Regions from separate parts of the Homo sapiens genome. Here region 2 is linked to region 1. A link is a contact called in ENCODE Hi-C or POLR2A ChIA-PET data. All regions are on one chromosome and are shown on one strand. The core of a region is the stretch at or near the end of the contact, and the rest is flanking DNA. Distances in the headings are between cores, read along the strand shown. Region 1 overlaps GLTP (glycolipid transfer protein). Region 2 overlaps ANKRD13A (ankyrin repeat domain 13A).

The links. Hi-C counts contacts between places; a loop is a spot of excess contacts on that map. ChIA-PET counts read pairs that join two places held with the same protein, here RNA polymerase II (POLR2A). Pooled maps may share reads with other maps.
Region 2: POLR2A ChIA-PET joins it to region 1 with 10 read pairs in Panc1. The contact joins two enhancer-like sites. A Hi-C loop is called at or near these places in 2 of 168 maps with a recorded cell type or tissue (B cell and naive thymus-derived CD4-positive, alpha-beta T cell) and 9 of 50 pooled maps. POLR2A ChIA-PET finds 5 or more read pairs at or near these places in 6 of 52 experiments (AG04449, GM12878, OCI-LY7 and 3 more).

The regions. Positions count from the first base shown.
Region 1 is chr12:109,870,699-109,873,622 of GRCh38, forward strand. All of the region lies in intron 1 of GLTP (glycolipid transfer protein), which reads right to left. Among named protein-coding and RNA genes, the nearest start is that of GLTP, 8.4 kb to the right of the region's middle. Within about 2 kb of position 1,447, at least 6 of the 41 ENCODE cell types and tissues checked have a DNase peak (open chromatin) inside an H3K27ac peak, as active enhancers do.
Region 2 is chr12:110,023,182-110,026,105 of GRCh38, forward strand. It overlaps ANKRD13A (ankyrin repeat domain 13A), which reads left to right. Exons shown (of 15, transcript NM_033121.2): 7 at 865-931; 8 at 2,561-2,642. Among named protein-coding and RNA genes, the nearest start is that of C12orf76, 24 kb to the right of the region's middle. RefSeq lists enhancers at 1-90, 1,753-1,822. Within about 2 kb of position 1,395, at least 13 of the 41 ENCODE cell types and tissues checked have a DNase peak (open chromatin) inside an H3K27ac peak, as active enhancers do.

The DNA.
Region 1 (2,924 bases), core at 197-2,696:
AATTAGCAGAAATCTCCCCATCATAAAATAATGACTTCAAATGTATTCCAGACCATTAAGACAGAGATCTCAGAAGGGAGTGAAGTAAGGAACTTGGAGGAACAGCAAGGCAGAAAATGAATCATTTCTGAACACAGGGGAAGTGTGAGTCGACTGCCTAACTGCCAGGGTGGAAAGCAGAGGCTTCTAGAAGACCCTGGAGAGGGCTGATCCACTGCAATGACTTTGAAAAGCTCAGATACAGTTAACACTCTAGCAAGAACCACAAAAAAGGCCTCCATATAAGTACCACTGTAAGTACGTAATAAAAGGAGTTAACATTCACTCTGGCAGGTTTTTACTGAAACAATGAAACCTAAGACTAGGACCCAACATTTCCATTCTTTTTTTTTTTTTTTTTTTTTTCTGAGACGGACTCTCGCTCTGTCCCAGGCTGGAGTAGTGGCGTGATCTCGACTCACTGTAACCTCCGCCTCCTGGGTCAAGCGATTCTCCTGCCTCAGCCTTCAGAGTAGCTGGGATTACAGGATTGCGCCACCACACCTGGCCAATTTTTTTTTGTATTTTTAGTAGAGACAGGGTTTTACCATGTTGGCCAGGCTGGTCTCAAACTCCTGACCTCGTGATCTACCCGCTTCGGCCCCCCAAAGTGTTGGGATTACAGGCATGAGCCACTGCGCCCGGCCCCAATATTTCCATTCTAAGAAGCTCATTGAAATAATCACATTGTCATGCCAGCCGGGAACTTCCTATCATTTCCCCTCCTCCCCTACAAGGGACATTTCTGCCCTAGAGACGACTTCCAACGTCTTCCTGTTTCCTGATGTGGTGTTGGTCTCCCCTGTTACAGGGCTAGACCTGCTGTAAAGTCCTGTGGACCACTTCCTACCTTCATGACCTGATCAAATCGCTTCACCTCCCTGCACATTGGTTTCCTCTTCTGGAAAATGGTGCCAAATTCCTCCTAAGTTCATCATGAGGATTAGAAATGAGTTACTGCCTAATTCAATGGCATATCCTGGGAGCCACTCAAAATAGAGATGATGCTAGTTATGATCACGGTCATACGTTATATTTTATAAAGCCCTTTGTCATGAATTCCTCCCATTCCTTTTCACGTGGATATAGGCTGGGCGCCCATGCTGCAGAAGCCCATTGGTGGGTCCTGGGAGGGCCTGACTTCTGCCCCAAGGGATTCACAGTGGAGGGCTGTCCCTCCAAGCATCCCTGTGCAGCAGAGGAGGGGCAAGATGAGTTAGCAAGCAACTGTAGTCTCTCCCCTCCTACTCAATCCTCGTCCTTCTGGCAGCAGAGAGGCCAAACCTCAGGCTCTGACCTCAAGGGCCAGATTTTTCTGAACACAAAGATCTAATCACCACCATCCCAGGACCGGGTGGGCGGGTGCCACTGGTCTGTATGTACTCTGGCCTTTGGACATTATAAAGGAGGCTGCTGGAGCAATTGTCAGACTTAAGCAGCCATGCAGCTGGCTCTGTGCCCTGGCAGTCATTCACCAAGTCAGGCATTGATTTTGGTGCTCCTGCCTGGACTCACCACATCTTTCCAAAGGTAGGATGGATGGCCCTAGACCTTTAGGAAGTGGGCCTTTTGCCACACAGCTGTTGGGAAACGGAGCTGCCAAAAAGAAGCCACCTCGGGGCCTCTCAAGCTCAGGCTGGCTCAGATGGATGCCAGTCTCCGTGTTTCCTTCCACTCATCTGTCCACGGTGTTCAGGGCATGGATGTCAGAGGAAGAGAATCAGACTCAAAGTGACTTCTCCCCTCTGAGCCTCAAAAACAGCCGACTCATGGGCTGTTACACACATGGACAGAAAAACACAATAGGGCCCTCCATAGCCCTCCTTCCAGATTGTTCTCTGGCCAGGTGGGATCAAGAGTGGGACCCACCAGCACGGCACCAGCACACAGCAGGTGTTCCTGAAGGCTAAAAAAGCCTCACTTACTACTTGCAAATGCATCTCCGAAGTCTGCCAGCAGTTTCAAAATTGTACAGCCATTGCAGAAAGTGTCTCTCTGGCTTCTTCCTCCAACAAGACATTATTTGTTTCATCTTCTCAGGGTCCCTCCCAGGCACACAATCTAAATCACATTCCACTAGAATCCAGCTCTCAACAGTCAATCAAAATGATAACTCACCTGCTATATTAGGAGGGTTAATACAGTTTCTTGTCTTTCTTGGGATATTCTTCACCAACCTTGTCCAACCCGCAGACCGCAGGCTGCATGTGGCCCAGGACCGCTTTGAATGTGGCCCAATACAAATTCATAAACTTTCTTAAAACATTATGAGATTTGAGTTTTGTTTTGTTTTGTTTTGGTTTTTAGCTCCTCAGCTATCATTAGCGTTAGTGTATTTCATGTGTGGCCCAAGACAATTCTTCCAGTGTGGCCCTGGGAATCCAAAAAATTGTACACCCCTGTTCTATACAAAACCAAAAATAAACAGGTATTAGCATTAACTTTAAATTTAAAAAAAAAAAAGCAGAAAATATTGTAAGGCTGTGGTAGGTGGTCCCAAATCTCAGAGGATGCTTGTTGCAGTGGGGGAGCTTCTAACTCACAGATCAAGGGGTACAGGTGGGGCTGGTTCCCAGTTAGCCTGATGTCCCAGATGAAGGAAAAGCCAGAGCTGAGGCTGGGCGCGGTAGCTCACGCCTGTAATCCCAGCACTTTGGGAGGCTGACGTGGGTGGATCATGAGGTCAGGAGTTCAAGACCAGCCTAGCCAGCATGGTGAAACCCTGTCTCTAGTGAAAATACAAAAAATTAGCCGGGCATGGTGGTGCACATCTGTAATCCCAGCTACTGGGGAGGCTGAGCCAGGAGAATCACTTGAACCCAGGACGCAGAGGTTGCAGTGAGCCGAGATCGTGCCACTGCACTCCAGCCTGGGCAATAGAGCAA
Region 2 (2,924 bases), core at 145-2,644, 150 kb after region 1:
TGTCCTAGACAAAGGGTAGGGCTGGTCAGGGATCCCCTGTGAGAGGGAGCGTTTCCCAGGGCAAGCTGCTTTGAAAAAGAATCAGAGCCTCCTGGCTGCTTTTGGTTCCTAAATACATTTTTTTTCAGGAGTATGTTGAGTTGAATAACTGAGATTTTGGGCATATTACCAATGCTGCATCTGCCACTGGAATGCTGGGCTACTTTAAAAGGAGTTCCACAGAGATGGAATTAACAGCTGGGCTAAAAAAATCTGTTTTTCACATCCTTTGCCCTGCTGCACCAAACCTGCCCAAACATGTGACTCAGCTATTTTGCAGACCTAATGGCATCTCCAAGCAGCTCACCACAGTGATGAGTTCCTGGCCCACCTGCTCTTTTGTAAGGAGCAGGATGGTCTGTGCCTCATTGTTCTAAGAATTCCTCGAGTGAGATGTGGCTACTTGTGGAGATCCCACCATTGACATGCATGTCCCCAGTTAAGATGACCCAGATAAATGCTCTGACCTGGTTACCACCTTGTGGCAAGCCCTTGGATGCTGGTCATCTTCAGTCACTTCTTTGGGACTGCTGTCCAATAAATGTCACCACCTTTGTCCTCAATGCTGGCAGTTTTGTAAAGAAGCCAAGATTGGAGGCTTTCTATGCCTGGGGTGAGGCAAATTGATTAATAACTGTGGGAGGAGGGTGGAGGGTGCATAAGCCATCTGTCATTGCTAACCGCCTCCTGTGGACAATAGGACCATGATTTCCAAGTGTCCTTCACTAACTTAAGCTGGGGGGGAAAAAAACTATAAAGGCTACAGATATAAATCTGAATGGCATATTGTACATGTAGAAATTTGTGGTGTTCACTTTTTATCAGAACTAAATCCGGATTCTGGGGCTGGAGGACAGATAAAGCAGAAGTTGTTAATGGTTACGAAGCAAAGGTAAAAGGAAACTCTTAAAATAAGATTTAATATAGCTATTTAGCTTCTATGCAAATGAGGAATCTGTTCCCATTTTTTTCATGCATCTGTGCCATGGAGATGCTCTGGGGAATGAGAACTGTCTAATGTGTCTCTCACTTGGATGTTTGATTTTGTCTTATTTGACTTTCAGAAAATGGGATAGCATGCCCTGAGGAGGTCTGTAGCTATGCTAAAGAGAAACAATATGGTAGAGAAATGAGTACAGGTACCAGTTGTTCTGGTAGGAATGACAAGCTAGTCATTCCCTTAATTATTTAAAAAAAAAAAAGGAAGAGGAAGGATTAGACTTCACATGTGTTCAAATGTTGTGTAGTAGCTTTTGAGTCTCTTTTTTGTTAAATCAGCTTAATTGTAATCAGCAGGCGCACAGCCCATTTGCATGACATCAGTGCATTTAAAACATAGTTGTAATAGTGGAGACGATTGTTGATCCAGTCATCTGGCATTTTGTCAGCTGGAAAGCTGTTTCCTGGCCTTTCAGTCCCTCAGTACAACAGGGATTGATGGCTTTTGGTGTTGGAGCCCAGTGCTGCAGGGTCCTCTGGTGGCCTCTGAGTGAGCAAAGAAAGGCTTACGTCATGCTCAGCAAGATACATTTAGAAGCACTTGTCATAGTGCTGAGTGTGTTTTCTGCAGCTTTGAATGTTGGGGCTCCTCACGTGGCATATAGAGAGAATTCTTTGTTAACTGTTATGTTTGATTTTCTAGACCACCATATTCCCCAGTTATCCTTGATAACAGAGCATTTGCTCTGGCAGTTACAATAATTTTTGTCAGTGCACAGAATGCCTTTTAAATAGTGACTTGCTGGTTTTCTCTACAGCTCATAAGTCTATAGAGAACCTTGTGTTCATACCTTTCTCTTCTGCCCAGCAGATGGCTGTCTGAGTCATACTAGTATTACAAGACTACCAGCGGAGGCTGGGTGCAGTGGCTCACGCCTGTAATCCCAGCACTTTGGGAGGCCCAAGTAGGCAGATCACTTGAGGCCAGGATTTTGAGACCAGCCTGGCCAACATGGTGAAACCCCGTCTCTACTAAAAATACGAAAATTAACCAGTCATAGTAGCACATGCCTGTAATCCCAGCTACTCTGGAGGCTGAGGCACGAGAATCGCTTGAACCCAGGAGGCGGAGGCTGCAGTGAGCAGAGATCACGCCACTGCACTCCAGCCTGGGCAACAGAGGGAGACTCTGTCTCAAAAAAAAAAAAAAAAAAAATTACCAACAGAAGTACAGGATCCTGGTTTGGGTACCTTAGTTTAATAGAAACCCAGGTGGAAACCTAGATTGCAGGGCATTTGTTTGAGACTATTTAGCCACAGCAGGGCAAGCAGGAAGATGCAGCCTGTCACTGCTAACTCCTTAGTATTAAAACTGTCAAACATGGGAGGTAACTGCTGATGCATTTTTCAGTTGATAGTTTATATACTTTCTCTGAAGGATCCTAATGATAGTTAACCATTTCTCATTTTTATTTTGCTGGATTGTTTTCTGTTTTTTGCTTCAGCATTCTTGCTTTTGCTGTGCTTACTTTTGGAGTTTTGATTCCCTGTGTCACTGTTTTCTTTCGCATACACCTCTCAGGTTTACACAGTAAACAATGTGAATGTGATCACCAAAATACGCACAGAACATCTGACCGAGGAGGAAAAAAAGAGATATAAAGGTAATCACCACCACCCTCCCACCTCCTGTTTTGTTGTTATTTTTTAAGCCTAGAGGGAACTCTTTGTTGGCTCTGTTAAGTTTAGGGTTAATGTGATTGGGTTGTGTTAAGCCTAACCCTAACTTCTTCTCTCTCTCTCTCTTTTTTTTTTTTTTTGAGGCAAAGTCTCGCCCTGTCACCCAGGCTGGAGTGCAGTGGCACGACCTTGGCTCACTGCAACCTCTGCCTCCTGGGTTCAAGTGATTCTCCTGCCTCAGCCTCCTGAGTAGCTGGGATTACAAG